2 separate regions of the Homo sapiens genome follow, and region 2 is linked to region 1. A link is a loop called in an ENCODE intact Hi-C map of the cell type or tissue named here. Cell type or tissue: endothelial cell of umbilical vein. All regions are shown on one strand.

Region 1 (8,000 bases):
AGCAGTGATGACCAACAGAGCAGAGACTTCCACTTCACCAACAGCTAAAATGTGAGATGCCCTTTTCCTTTTGAATTGATCATGAAACTGAAGCTTTAAAATGAAGAGGACAAAGTCAAATTAATTGGCATAAGCCTTTTACAAAAGTTAGAAAATCAAACTGTCAAATCTTTTTAGAAGTCTTCTGTTCACCAGAAAAGTGGTTTGACAGAGCATTGCTGGTAAACATTATTAGAAAATGAAGATAATTTCATGTTATAATTGAATGAGTTATACATGCTTTGATTTTAGATTATACTTTTGAATCACATCCTTTTGAGAACAAAGTGATGCATAAATAAGTAAATACATTCTAGTCCTCAGGTTTTGCTACTTATGTGTTTTATTTTTTTAAACTATAAGTTCTGGGATACCTGTTCAGAACATACAGTTTTGTTACATAGGTATACATGTGCCATGGTGGTTTGCTGCACCCATTAACCCGTCACCTATATTAGGTATTTCTCCTAATGCTATCCCTCCTCTAGCCCCCCACTGCTCGACAGGCCTGGTGTGTGATGTTCTCCTCCCTGTGTCCATGTGCTGTCATTGTTCAACTCCCACTTATGAGTGAGAACATGTGGTGTTTGGTTTTCTGTCCTTGTAGTAGTTTGCTTGAGATAGTTTCCTGGTTTCCAGCATCATCCATGTCCCTGCAAAGGACATGAACTCATCCATTTTTATGGCTGCATAGTATTCCATGGTGTATATGTGCCACATTTTCTTTATCCAGTCTATCATTGATGGGCATTTGGGTTGGTTCCAATTCTTTGCTATTGTGAATAGTGTATGTAGTAATACTATATATAATATACTACCCAGAATTGTATGAAATGCTGAGAAATGGCTAAAGAGTTCTAAATATCTTTGAGCTACATTATGTTTTAAAATAAGGCAGATCATCTACCATTTTCTCTGTGAAAACTTTTAATATATCTTAAAATAGCAATAAAGTAAAGACACAGGAAACTTCCTGGGGATTAAGGGCTGGCTAGAATTAAAGGCCAAATGCTTTCAACAACTTCTAATCAAAGATGAATCCTCAGGAAATGCCTTGTATCCTCATGATTATTGTTTAATTAAAGTTCCTTACTTGCATTTAATCTGCTACCTCTTTATGGTTTGTTAATTATTAATCTTGAGGCCTCTGTGATAAATGGCCTTTCTCCTTGACTTCGTTTTCATACACTTGCCCCATTCCTAAACACGTGTCCTTGGGGAAAAATTAATGAATCCTAAAACACCCTACAAAATGTACATATTAATTTATTTCTTAACTGTAGAATAGTATATTTATTTCAATGGTATTTAAAGCAAAATGCAAGTAAAACTCTGCTGACCTCCATCCTGTAAATAACATCCTTGCCTAGTATAATAACAATATCATTTTTAAATCATCTTGAATACAAATTGCTTCTCCTATATAATTGTTTTTATAACTGTAAGAAAAAGAGCTAAAAGACAACAACCAAGGCAATTTATTTTATGTTTTTGAGAAATGAAAATCCTGACAGCTACTGAATAATTTACTCTCATCTGAATACCGACTGTAAATTTTATGTATGAGGAATGGGAATGATTTGTTTTCAAACTACAGGTAATATGAGTTTTCTTCCAGCCTCTCAGCAGTTGAATTTCCTTTGAGTGCTTAAAAATGCCAAGCCATCTTTAAGGTGTTTCCTTTGCAACTTGCCTCTTGTAAGAAATGCTAACATATGAGGGAAATAGTATACATATATGGTTTATTGCTTGAGAGTATTATTAGCAGCTGCTTTTTAAATGTATTCTTTAAAAAAATGTAGGTTGTAATCCTTTCCACTGAAACCTAGGAGTAGCTAAATAATGAGGCTAAGCTCAGGAAATGTCAGAGGAAGGTGCATCCTGGGAGTGTGTTAGTCCATCACTTTCAGGAAGGGACAATCTAGTCTTCTGTCAAGTTGGTCTGTTCAGGCTTTCTCCATGTGGCAAGCTTCCTCCGATTCATGCCTCTGTAAGTAGTTATAGTTCAAATAGGAGTGGCTGTCCTAGGTTTCAAACTCCCCTTCTAGGAAAATGTTTCCATCATTCACCATTTCCTACAATTGTTATACCTCAAGCTGAAAAAGCTATGCCTAGCTGGGAAAAGGCGGGATTCTGGAACTCTCCTTTTCCGGTCTATCACCTGAATTAAAGCCAGAGGGAGGGGAAAGGGATATAGCACATCATGATATCTCCACTGAAATGGAATTTTACAAAAAGTTTTAGAAACGTACAGCTGATTCCTGAATGCATGCTTTAATTTGCATAGACATAGAACTAACTAGGAAATTTGGTATTTCCAAAGTTAGGTTTATAATACTCTTGACATTTTTTCACTCCACCCCACCTTTCTTACATATTTGTAGCATTCTAAGTTACTTTATTTGAAAGTAATTAAACAGAGCTACGGTGGGATCACATTCTTTCTTTTTCCTCTTGACAAATGAAAGCCCAGCTCAATGGCTGTCCAGCTGATAGCCTGCAATATGGAGTCTGAGCTGGACTGTTAAAAAGAGTGTTTGCACATTTCCTGGGCACTCTGGACTCACCTGTTTTTTCTGCAGTATTTGTTGATAAAATTGAGGTTTAAAAAAACAGTAGTCCATGAATTCTTCCCAGTTATCTTCTATCATAGGAATTTTCATAGGCTGCTTTGTAGGCATTTTTCAAACCTCTATCCATCACCTCCCATAAGGACACCACACTATCATATTATCCAAGAAAAAAAGACTTCTTATTTTCCATCAGAATGAAAATAATCTTTAAATCAAGGATAACCCTTGATATAATGCCAGTGTAAATTCATAGCATCCATGCTTTCTCCCAGAATAAAAATAGAAAATGATATAAGATTAAAGGTTTTATGTTATTGTTATAGCAAGTGGGAATTCTAAAGAATAAATATTCTTACTGTGGTTATAATAACTTCTTTTCATGGGCAATTTTCACATGTAGGTAAAACTTAAAAGATTGTATGCTTATGTTCATAGCATCTACAACATAGACTAATAATGTTCACCCACATACAACACTAGAAAATTGCACGTAAAATTGCAGCAAAGATAAATTGCCTAGAAAATTCTTTAAGAATTTTTTGCCCCTTTTAAAGATAGAAGGGAAGAAAATCGTCCTTTCTGACTTACTCATTCTCCTAGTGTTGAGTATATTAGATAAAATTATCAGTTGTGCAAAATTATCGGAGAGGAAAACGTAAACATCTCTAGGCAGTTCTCAAACTGTCTTCTTTTAGTTAAATATGGACACAAAACTATTAAATAGTTTTAAAAAGTATTTAAACTCTGTTTTTCTGTCCCTCTTCCTAGTTGCCTTTTTTTGATGTTTCAGAGATTTTTTTTTTTAAGTATATGTTATTTGCCATTTCTCTTATCTCTCTTTGTGAAATTAAACAGTTTTTTCCACAAAGAGTTGTTTTGTTTAAACCACTCATGGGTGCAGGAGGGGACATGAGCAGTTTTGATGCAATTCTCATATTCAGTCGCTACTTTTGGAAGTGTCTCCAGCCACCAAGGAGGGACTCTAGAGGAATGTCCAAAGCTGCTGTCCTTCCTCTTCTGCTGAGGCTCTCTGTGCCACTGGCCAGCAGGGTGCAGTGTCTTTCTTGGCTTTAGCTTTATTTTTCAAGATATTTTCTGGCCTCATCAGGGTCACTTTTTTTATTGTCAGCCAGCTTCTGAACTCTCAGGAACAGACAACCTCACAAACAAAATGATATTATGAAAAACAGACCCCAGATATTGGCACATCAGCAAAACAGATGGGGATTTGGGAAAGCAAAAAAAAAAAAAAAAAAAAAAAAAAGGAAAAAACTTCTTTGGAAAGATTGCCATTTCTCTACTATATACAAAATGTTGCTCCATACTCTACTATCCAAAGCATTACGAATTTTAACTTAAACAAGAGAATTCTAATGCAATTACATTAAAAGAGAACATGTTGCATAAGTCAATAGAAGGGATCCAATTGTAAGATTTTAAAGAATTTGCTTGTCAAAGTCTCTGGATTACTGGTTATGAACTTTTGTCTAACAACTTCAGAGGCTCAGCAAATTTAAATAACTGAAACAAAATTTATTAATAAGAATTGTTTATATAAACTTTAAAGACTTTTTTTGATTAAAATCCTTAGTCTTTCTAACTAACCTAAGTTTAAAATGATTGATTAAAGAAATGTGAAATTAAATTTTTTTCCCAACATTGAGATCTAACATTTATAGAACGTTTACAATGGGGGAGACACTATATTTGTAAACATCTGAATTATCCCATTTAAGCCTCAAAATAACCCTATAATAAAGATAATTTGATCATCTCATATTTTAAAAGATGGAGAAACTGAGAAGTATGCAACGTGGTCCAGCTCACACAGCTAGTTCATGGTGGAGCTGGACTGGGCTCCTGGCAGTCTGATTCCAGTCAGTGCTCTTAGCTACTAGACCTTACTAACTCCCGTTTCATTCAGTCCCTCTTGATGCCTGTGGTTCTCAACTTTGATTACACACTAAATAATTGAAGATTTAAAAATAATACCAATGCCCAAGTCTTATTTCAGAGCCATTAAGTCAGAATTTCTGTAGTGGGGAGATTTCATCTGGGCGTTAGTAACTTTTTAAAAATTGGGATTATTCTGAATTGCAATCAAGATTTAGAACTGCTGTTTAAACCAACAATTGTTTCAGGCAGTGAGGCTACAAGATGAAAATGATAAAAAGTTCCTTCCCTCATAGGGGAGTGTATTCATTTCCTGTGGCTGGTGTAACAAATTATCACCAACTGAGTGGCTTAAAACAACAGAAATTTATTTTCTCACAGTTTTTGATGCCAGAAGTCTGAGATCAAGGTTATGGCAGGGCTATTCTCTCTTGGGAGGCTCTAGGGGAGAGTTCATTTCTTGTCTCTTCCAGCTTCTGGTGGCTGCCAGCAGTCTTTGGCTTGTGGCCACACATGTGATTGCATTTAAGGCTCACCTGGATAATCTCCCCACCCAAAGATCCTTATTTAATTACTGTGCAAAGACCCTTTTTCTAAATAAAGTAACATTTACAGGTTGCAGAAATTAGGATTTGATATACTTGAGTGGCTATTATTCAACCTACTAGAAGGAGTTGAACAACTGGAGAGAGAATTTAAACATAGATTAAACATGCTATTAAGATAATGATGATATTTATAATAGTTCCAGAGAAGTTAGGGAGACAAAAGGAATCCACACTTTAACCAAAGGTTTTTTAGTTTACTCACCTGATAGTCTCTTAATACAGATTACTCTCCATTTGTAAAGGCTATGCTTTAAAGTGACTATTACTTCCCAGGTTTAATTTTTATTTTAAAACAGTGGATCTCAAATTTTATCATGAATCAGGATTATTGATCTGGGATGGGGTAATGGCAAAGAATGGATATTTGACTCATTTATGGTTATTTAATAATTTAATGATCTGGTGAAAAGGGTGAGAATATGTATATATGTATGACATTTTTATAAAATATTCTTTTATCCTTGGGTTATTAATATCTAATTTTTTATAATGCTTATTAACTCTTACAAAAATCATAATTCTTAAGAGGTAATACAGATGTATTATAGAATGTTCAATGCCAGTACTTTTTTCAAGCTAAATATATCTGTAAATATTTGTTTATCGATTCAAACTTTTTAAAAAACAAAAATGCCATTTTAAATAGTAGATCTCTTGGAGCTTACCGAAGCTATTGTTGAGCATTTGGAATTGCCTAGAAATTGACAATAGATTTTTCTAATAAAAATGTGACTAATGATGTAAAACCTTCTCACTTCCAAAATTAATCTGCAGTTCAATGTAAAGACCACAACTTTAGGAAAGAGTATAACTCTGCAACTGGCCAGCAAAGTTGCTTATCCTTATCGATCACATGGGATTAACAGTATTTATTCTTAGAATTTTTGTGAGGATTAAATGAGAGTACATACTTAAAGTTTCCAGCACAGAACCTAACCTGGATTTGATTCTTAAAAAAAAAAAAAAAAATTGTCAATTGTAGAAAAGGTCAATAGTTGCAGGGTCACAAGAAATAATTCACAAGTTCTAAGGATGTTCATTTCTTGTTGGAATTGTTAGCATCTCACACAATCTTAGAGGTCTCTAAATAGATATTAGATATTGATTATAATTAGTTCTTGAACAGAGGATCAGAGTAATGAAGTCATTGGTTCTACAAAGGTTTATGTCTTAATGAGTTTAGACATAATTTGACTTTGTTCTGCATAGAAAGCCCAAGTACACACTGTGAACTCTTTCTTACTGAATTTCACTGATATAGATCTTCTATTCAAATTTTTATGGTTATTTTAAACACTACATGTATGCTCTAAGTCATGAGTTAGAATCCAAATCTAGCCACAATCATGGACATAAAGAATATCACGTTTTCAATTTTATTTTCTATGCCATCCAAAAACACTGTAGCAGATTTAATTTTATTTTTCAATAAAATGTATTTGATCAGCAAAATAAAATAATCTAAGAAACATTAACTTTATAAACATACAAATGATCTTTACCCTGTGCTCAAAGCATTTTATTTCCTGAGAGTTACTGAACAATGTTTTCAGGCAATTTTAAATGAATTCACTTCACATAATATTGAATCTAGACTCTTTTCCAATGTATACAATGTTATATATTCTGAAGGGAAAATGACATTATTTTGATACATTTCATTTTAAGACTTAGTTCAGAAATTTTGTTTTGTACTATATGCATTTTGAATGTCTTAAGCATAGAGAAAAAAATTGAATGTTCTACTAGGGCAGATATTTAAGCATCTGAAGTTTAATCCAATTGTTAAATGCACAGGTTTAAGCATTACTTCTGAGAAAATAAAGGTATAGATTTACAAAGGCATAGATTTACAAAGGTAAAGGCATCAAATTCTCAAATTTTCTCCAGAAGGAGAACTTCTTACATAATGTAACACATTTTATTTAGAAATAAAATAAGTTGCCTAATTTCACTCACTGGAAGTGACGTAGCCAGGATTCAGTACATAAGTACCTTAGACTTTGGGATGCTCGCTCTTAACTACTTTAGTCTATATATCTTTTTCTTAAAGCCCTCAACTTGTGGCATTTATCTTACTAGATTTACTTTCACCATTTTTATATTGTTATAAACATTTGTGTGTGTGTGTGTGTGTGTGTGTGTGTGTGTGTAAAACTGAGATCTCACTTGCCTTTTCTTTTAAATTTTACCACTATCAACCTTTTATTTTCACTTCATTTACCTTAAAATTTTTGTTTGTCTACTTTTGTCCCCCCCCATGTTATTAGGCTATAGGAAACAACATTTCATGTGATTCATTAGAGAACATTTAATAGTTATTTAATAATAATCATAAAAGTAGAACCCTGAAGAATAAATGGGTCTTTATATAAAACATAAATATCTAAAAATAAGAAAATAGTTATGTAATCTGTATTGATGGATATATATATATATATATAAAATGGCTGAGGCATGGAGGGGATTTAATTAATGGCCATTATATATATATATATATGTATATATCCATAAACACAGATTTATAATTATTGCTTTATGAATTTATCTTTTAAACTGGACAGGAGATTTTAAAGAGTTACAAACAAAGCACACATATTGTGAATTCTCTCAGTTTTTATCTGTAAATTTCTTACTTAATTATGGATATATATATATATATAATGGTTAAGACATGGAGGGGATTTAATTAATGGCTTTTGATTAAAAGGGCAGTAACTAGAAATTTAAAAGTAATGTGAAAAATAAACACACACAAAAACCTTATAAACCATTATGAATACCATGGGAACAAAATAAAGTATTGGGAAAAATGGCAATGAGGAGGTAGAATGCTTTTATCTGAAAATTAGCTGAACATTTAAGGTATATGATCATAAAAGGAACA
Region 2 (8,000 bases), 240 kb before region 1:
AGTTCTAATTTGATTGTACTGTTGTCTGAGAGACAGTTTGTTGTGATTTCTATTCTTTTCCATTTGCTGAGGAGTGCTTTACTTCCAATTATGTGGTCAATTTTAGAATAAGTGGGATGTAATGCTGAGAAGAATGTATATTCTGTTGATTTGGGGAAGAGAGTTCTGTAGGTGTCTGTTGGGTCTGCTTGGTACAGAGCCGAGTTTGGGTCCTGGATATCCTTGTTAACCTTATGTGTCATTGATCTGTCTAATATTGACAGTGGGTTGTTAAAATCTCCCATTATTAATGTGAGGGAGTCTAAGTCTCTTTGTAGGTCTCTAAGGACTTGCTTTATGAATCTGGGTACTCCTGTATTGGGTGCATATATATTTAGGATAGTTAGCTCTTCTTGTTGCATTGATCCCTTTACCATTATGTAATGCCCTTCTTTGTCTCTTTTGATCTTTGTTGGTTTAAATTCTGTTTTATCAGAGACTAGGATTGCAACCCCTGTTTTTTGTTTTTTGTTTTTTTTGTTTTTTGTTTTTTGTTTTGCTTTCCATTTGCTTTGTAGATCTTCCTTCATCCCTTCATTTTGAGCCTATGTGCATCTTTGCATGTGAGATGGGTCTCTTGAATACAGCACACTGATGGGTCTTGACTCTTTATTCAATTTGCCAGTCTGTGTCTTCTAATTGGGGCCTTTAGCCCATTTACATTTAAGGTTAATATTGTTATGTGTGAATTTGATCCTGTCATTATGATATTCTCTGGTTATTTTGCCTGTTAATTGATGCAGTTTCTTCATAGCATTGATGGTCTTTACAATTTGGCATGGTTTTGCAGTGGCTGGTACCAGTTGTTCCTTTCCATGTTTAGTGCTTCCTTCAGGAGCTCTTGTAAGGCAGGCCTGGTGGTGACAAAATCTCTCAGCATTTGCTTACCTGTAAAGGATTTTATTTCTCCTTCACTTATGAAGCTTAGTTTGGCTGGATATGAAGTTCTGGGTTGAAAATTCTTTCTTCAAGAATGTAGAATATTGGCCCCCACTCTCTTCTGGCTTGTACGGTTTCGGCCAAGAGATCTGCTGTTAGTCTGATGGGCTTCCCTTTGTGGGTAACTCAACCTTTTTCTGTGGCTGCCCTTAACAATTTTTCCTTCATTTCAACCTTGGTGAATCTGACAATTATGTATCTTGGGGTTGCTCTTCGCGAGGAGTATCTTTGTGGTGTTCTCTGTATTTCTGGAATTTGAATGTTGGCCTCCTTGCTAGGTTTGGGAAGTTCTCCTGGATAATATCCTGCAGAGTGTTTTCCAACTTGGTTCCATTCTCCCCATCACTTTCAGGTACACCAATCAAATGTAGGTTTGCTCTTTTCACATCATCCCATATTTCTTGGAGACTTTGTTTGTTTCTTTATACTCTTTTTTCTCTAACCTTGTCTTCTCGCTTTATTTCATTAATTTGATCTTCAATCACTGATACCCTTTCTTCCAGTTGATCGAATTGGCTATTGCAGCTTGTGCATGCTTCACGAAGTTCTCATGCCATGGTTTTCAGCTCCATCAGGTCATTTAAGGTCTTCTCTACACTGTTTATTCTAGTTAGCCATTCATCTAATCTTTTTTCAAGGTTTTTAGCTTCCTTGTGATGAGTTCGAACATCCTCCTTTAGCTTGGAGAAGTTTGTTATTACCAACCTTCTGAAGCCTACTTCTGTCAACTCGTCAAAGCCATTCTCCATCCAGCTTTGTTCCATTGCTGGCGAGGAGCTGCGATCCTTTGGAGAAGAGGTACTCCGATTTTTAGAATTTTCAGCTTTTCTGCTCTGGTTTCTCCCCATCTTTGTGGGTTTATATACCTTTGGTCTTTGATGTTGGTGACCTACAGATGGGGTTTTGGTGTAGATGAACTTTTTGTTGATGTTGATGCTATTCCTTTCTGTTTGTTAGTTTTCCTTCTAACAGTCAGGTCCCTCAGCTGCAGTCTGTTGGAGTTTGCTGGAGTTCCACTCCAGACCCTGTTTTGGTGGGTATCACCATAGGAGGCTGCAGAACAGCAAGTATTGCTGCCTGATCCTTCCTTTGGAAGCTTTGTCCCAGGGAGGCAGCCACCTATATGAGGTGTCTGTCAGCCCTTACTGGGAGGTGTCTCCCAGTTAGGCTACATGGGGGGTCAGGGACCCACTTGAGGAGGCAGTCTGTCCGTTCTCAGAGCTCAAATGCCATGCTGGAAGAACCACTGCTCTCTTCAGAGCTGTCCAACAGAGACATTTAAGTCTGCAGAAGTTGTCTGCTGCCTTTTGTTCAGCTATCCCCTGCCCACAGAGATGGAGTCTAGAGGCAGTAGGCCTTGTTGAGCTGTAGTGGGCTCCGCCCAGTTCAAGCTTCCTGGCTGCTTTGTTTACCTACTCAAGCCTTAGCAATGGAGGATGCCCCTCAGCAATGGCAGACGACCCTCAGCAATGGCAGACACTGCTGTCTTGCAGATCGATCTCAAACTGCTGTGTTAGCAGTGAACAAGGCTCTGTGGGCATGGGACCCGCCGAACCAGGCACAGGAGAGAATCACCTTGTCTGCCATTTGCTAAGTCCTTGGGAAAAGCACAGTATTTGGGCGGGAGTGCCTCGTTTTTCCAGGTAGTCTGTCACAGCTTCCCTTAGCTAGGAAAGGGAAATCCCCCAATCCCTTGCACTTCCTGGGCGTGCGACACACCTCCCACCCCCTGCTTCAGCTTGCCCTCCGTGGGCTGCACCCACTGTCCAACTGGTCCCAATGAGATGAATCAGTTACCTCAGTTGGAAATGCAGAAACCACCCATCTTCTGTGACGATCGTGCTGAGAGCTGCAGACCGGAGCTGTTCCTATTCAGCCATCTTGGAAATCCCTCACCACTTAGTTTTTAATCTGTAAAGCGAAGACAATTAAGCTTGCATCACAGGGCTGTCATGTAGGTTAAATGAGACAATGTATATAAAGTTCCAAATAAAGTACCTGCTAAAGTAGATGGTCAATAGTTTTGTTCCTTTTACAGTGGCACCTAAAATGCTATCATTATTTTGGATTAAAGTATATCTCCAAGAACTCCCTGTTAAATGCAATTATCGAACATGACAAGCAAACATTTGTGTTTGTGCACGTGGTGTGTTTATTTATTCTTCTCTATGGTAATACAATTCTGACAGCTGGTCACAAAAAGAGTGGATAGAGTGTGTTATGGCCTTTTAAGAGGCATGAGAGATGGTGTGATAAGACATTGACTAGGGTGAGGTTTAAGCCTATACCTCAGTGCTAGGACTCTATAGAAAACATTGGATCCTTGGAAAAGAGGGAGATAAAGCCTCAACGCTGAGGCAGACAGCAGGGCTGTTGGACAGGGAAGAGTGCATCTAAGATAGGTTTCAACCTCCTTATATTTTAATTCAGACAAACTGGTTTATCTCATTTGGCTTTTGAGAACCCAAAAGGAGACATTTATGTTGAGGTTACTAAACTGTGCATCCTGGAGCATTTCTGTGAATCTGGGCCTTTCAGTGTTTTCAGGTTAACAATTCTTTACTTCTGTCACCTCTCTTTGTTCATATTAAAGTACAAATACCCTGTGGAAACTATTCAGTAAAAATGCGGCCCTTTGAAACAAGTGATTTCTAGTTAAAATCATCTGAATAATTTTGCTGCTTAGTTTTTATCTTGCACTCTATTTTTGTGCATCAAGAAATTTAGACATTTAAAGATATGCATGTTGAATTAAAATAAAAAAGAAACACAAAATAGTAAATTTTTGATACTGTCACTAAGTTATGATGAATTTCTCTTTCAATACTTAAAATTCTCTTAAGAAGTGTGAAGTGTTTTCTATTAGCTGAATTGCATTTACATTTATAATCTAGCCAGGTTTGGGGAATTTCATTAAAAACCTTGTTAAAATTCTTACGCAGCATTTACATTTCACTTAGCTATCACAAGAGGGAGTAAGAGCTCTGCTTAATTTTATATATTTTCAAACTTTTCCCAAGATAAGTTGTATAAAAAGAACCCCCTTGAGTGCTGATGATGAAATTATTTACCTTTTCCCTAATTCATCTAAGAATTCCTTTATTAACACTTAATTTGGAACTGACATGACAGTGTAGTCAAGCAAATAAAAGTTAAATTCATGAAAATATTAGAATCTTTGCATTTAATACACGATCATTTTGCAAAACATCTGAGTGTATTTTTTATACAGGTTGGCTAATCTGCCTGAGTTAGCTATCATGTTTTTAGCATTTAGGTTATTGCAACAAAGCTTTTTATTGACAATGATGCAACATAATAATGAAATATGTTTCAAAGGTGAAAAATAAGCTTTTAGGAGAAAAACTTGAAATTCCTTTTCTAGGATTTCTGTAACTTATGAAAGTTCACTGTTTTCCCTTCTAATTTTATTGTTTTCCTGAAAAAGCTGTGTGCTAAAGTGCACACAATCACTTTATATACTTTGACATTCCACACATCATTAGATGGTTTTGAGAAAAAGTGTAAAATATCTCCTATGGAAAGTACAACATTGCTGATCTTTGTAAAGTTTCTTAAGAAATGAAAATTTGTGAAATCCCTTTTTCATCACATCAGTATGTTTTTCTTATATTCTTTAACAGAATAGGTATAATTTCCCCAGAAGATTGCTTCTTCCAGCTTAAAAATAAAGGGCTAAGACTTGAGAATCTGTTGCTATTTAAGAAAAGAGGTTCCCAAACTTAATATTGAATGGGTAATGCATATGTTTTGCTTTATGAATAAAAGACAGACATTATGATGAACTGATGCTACAACATGTTTTTAATTTAATTTATTTATTTTGATAGCTTTATGGGCATGAATGGTTTTTGGTTATATGGATAAATTTTGTAGTGGTGAAGTCTGGGCTTTTAGTGTACCCGTCCCCTGGATAGTGTACATCGTACCCATCCCCTGGGTAGTGTACATCGTACCCCTCCCCTGGATAGTGTACATCGTACCCATCCCCTGGATAGTGTACATTGTACCCATCCATTCCTGAGGTACTTCACTTAGGATAAAGGCCTTCAGTTCCATCCAAGTTGCTGCAAAATACATTATTTCATTCCTTATGGCTGAGTAGTATTCCATGGCATGTATACACCATATTTTCTTTATCCACTTATTGATTGATGGGCACTTTGGTTGATTTCATCTTGCAATTGTACAACACATTTTTTTAAGCTTGAATGTAGCTGTGGATTGTTTTCCTTATCTAAAATTCCCACAAAGATGTGGGAGCAAGATATTGTACAGCAACATGTGTAGAGCAAGATATTTATTAAAATAAATTATATAGCTTAATATATAAATCCTTTCTCACTTCTCATGAAATATATAGATATTAAATGACCTAAAAATTTTGTTTTTTGGAATATCTATGGAAACTATTCAATAAAAATGTGGGTCTTGGCTACAAGTCATTTCTAGTTAAATTTATCTGAAGAATTTTGCTGACTACTTACCATTTTTAAACTTTGATTTTACAGTAGGAACTCTGACCTGCAAAAGAAACACTTGTTACTGTTTTTAATGCCTTAGCTATTAACACATCAGCTAACTCCATTCAAACTTCTGGGAATCCTGAAAAAATGGCAGAGCTTCCCCACCCCACCCACTGCTCCCAAAGTTTCCCACAGTTATTTTTTTCCCTCATGTGGTTTAAGCTTATTAAAGTATGATTATGATGGGTCATTTGTAATAAAAATTCAAAAGAAGTGATTCTAAACACATAGCCTCAGAGCAGTTAGATCACAGTTATTTTACAGGGAGAAATACAAGTTATACTTTTATTTTAAATAGCACAATTCTAAAATCCCATATTAGTTAGTGAGTTGCTAAACTACTAGAATTAGCCTCAGGAAAAATTTCTTTTCATGTAAAATAATACAAATATAAAATATAATACCTATGAAAGGAAGTTCTAGCACTTGGTCTTGTTGGGTCTATCACTTTTATTATTGAACTTGTATTAGTGATAGAAAATTAAAGAACACATTAATTTACTTAATGTAAGGCAAGAAAATTTTACAACAAAAGCATATGTATGAATTCAATTTAAAGTTCAATAATGAATACCATTCTTTAATTATTGAAAAGATATCTGTCGTACACCTGCCATTTACTTAATCATTTCAATCTAGCTTGTTTAAAAATGAATTTAAAGTGATTTACATAAATGTAAAAGATCGGAGAAGAGAAAATAATTGATATTAATAGAAGGGATGAAACAAATCAAAATATGAAAGAAAATATAAGCGTGAAACAAGTAAATGCCCTCTCATCCTACTTTTTATTGTTTCTTTTTCTTCTAACAGTCAGTGGGACAGAATAGAACACAGTCAAAAATTTTATTGGTCATACATTAAAAACAATCTAATTTCTCTAGAAAATCCCAACTATGGTATTGAGAGCAGAGAAAGTATTTTTCCTTTTGGTTTTTACAGAGACAACACTGCATAAATGAATGAATAACTCTCCACGACATTTTTACAGTGAATTACTACTTCCTTGAAATTGTATACTAAGCACTGGGGATTCAAAGATGATTTTAATCCAGTCCATGCTCTCAAGTTGTGATTTAGCTAAGGAGTTAGACATAAATGTATAATTAAAATACAACACAGTGAGTTATATGATACAGGCAAAATCAAAATATTGTGAGTACAAAAATATCCTGTGGGAGAAAATGTTTTTAATGAGGAGTTAAATGATATTTGTTTCCATTCAATAACATATAATAACAAAAGAAGTTCTATAGGTCATAATGTCTCATCTTTAATATTTATTCCTGTAGCTACAGACCCTCATTGCTTTATTCTTGAACTAGTTTAATTGTGTCTCATCTGGTCTTATCCCCTTCAAATATTTTCTATATTGGTTCTAGATATTCATTGAACTAAAGGTCATAAGTGATACATGATTTAAAGTGTATTATGAAATAAATTGCAAACTCTTTATCTTCTATTTAATTTTGTATATGATCAGACCACAAAGTATCCCTATAAATTATACACTTTTTTGAGAACAGTAATCTTTGTATTTCTTTTATTTCCAGCATCTATTCTAGCATCTTGCACATAATATATGCTCAAAAATACTAGTAAAAAGCACTGGATAAATGAATTCAGCTGGTTTAATAATGGAACACTCCTTTAACCTTTCTGTTAGTAGGCATTTTGAGAAAATACCAAAAATTCAATAATGCTCTTTAATTTTGTATTGAAAAAATATGTCCATTAAATACTGTAATACATAAATTTTACTACAGTACAATTTTCTTAATACTGTTTGGTGACTACCTATGAAAGAAATTAATATTAAATTTTGATTTACTGGAAAAATCATGTATTCTTTTATATACATAGGAAAGTATCCTATGAGATCTGTCATTTCTATGTCTATCACTATAGTATGTTTGTATGTATGTATATATATATACACATATATATAGACATTTCAAGCATTATCAGCTTGCTGTAAAATCAAAAGACTTCAGCATGATTTCAAGATCCATTCAATGCAGCAGTATTCTATGTAAATCTTAATATGTTTCTAGGTGAATCCATGGTTATCAATAGCCATGATCTTAGCAGAGCAGCAAAATAAAGATCACATTCACATATTGGATATATGAAAGGCATATTAGATATTTAATAGCAATAATAATCTAATGTACTCTATTACCTTTATTTCATAATGCTTTTAATATTATCTATTTTAAAATGATAGAATTACCTCATAGATAGATTATTCAGAGAATATTGACCAAAACAGAGGTGGCAAACCTTTGATTAAAACTTGATTGTGGCAAATCAAAGCTTGGTGACATTTTTGAAGAGGTTAAATCAGAATTTATCCATTTAATTATGCTTTGTAGAATGCTGCAAGTTTTTGGAAAAACACATTTTGTGAATTTTATTTAATATCTAATATTAACTAAAATATGTATACATTTATATGACATTCAGATTAGAATT

What was found. Hi-C counts contacts between places; a loop is a spot of excess contacts. Peaks named below come from ENCODE experiments on the same cell type or tissue, not always from the same donor. Only the 100,000 strongest peaks of a DNase experiment are listed, where the experiment ranks them.
Region 2: a loop joins it to region 1, with 4 times the contacts of the local background. A loop is called at or near these places in 6 of 110 quality-filtered maps.

Annotation. Positions count from the first base shown.
Region 1 is chr2:187,134,778-187,142,777 of GRCh38, forward strand. All of the region lies in intron 1 of CALCRL-AS1 (CALCRL and TFPI antisense RNA 1), which reads left to right. Among named protein-coding and RNA genes, the nearest start is that of CALCRL-AS1, 140 kb to the left of the region's middle. In endothelial cell of umbilical vein, a CTCF peak has its summit at 3,653 (motif pointing right); DNase peaks (open chromatin) are centred at 2,074 and 3,674; H3K27ac peaks cover 2,132 bases.
Region 2 is chr2:186,899,411-186,907,410 of GRCh38, forward strand. No RefSeq gene overlaps it. Among named protein-coding and RNA genes, the nearest start is that of ZSWIM2, 54 kb to the left of the region's middle. In endothelial cell of umbilical vein, no CTCF peak of the experiment used is centred here; a DNase peak (open chromatin) is centred at 4,061.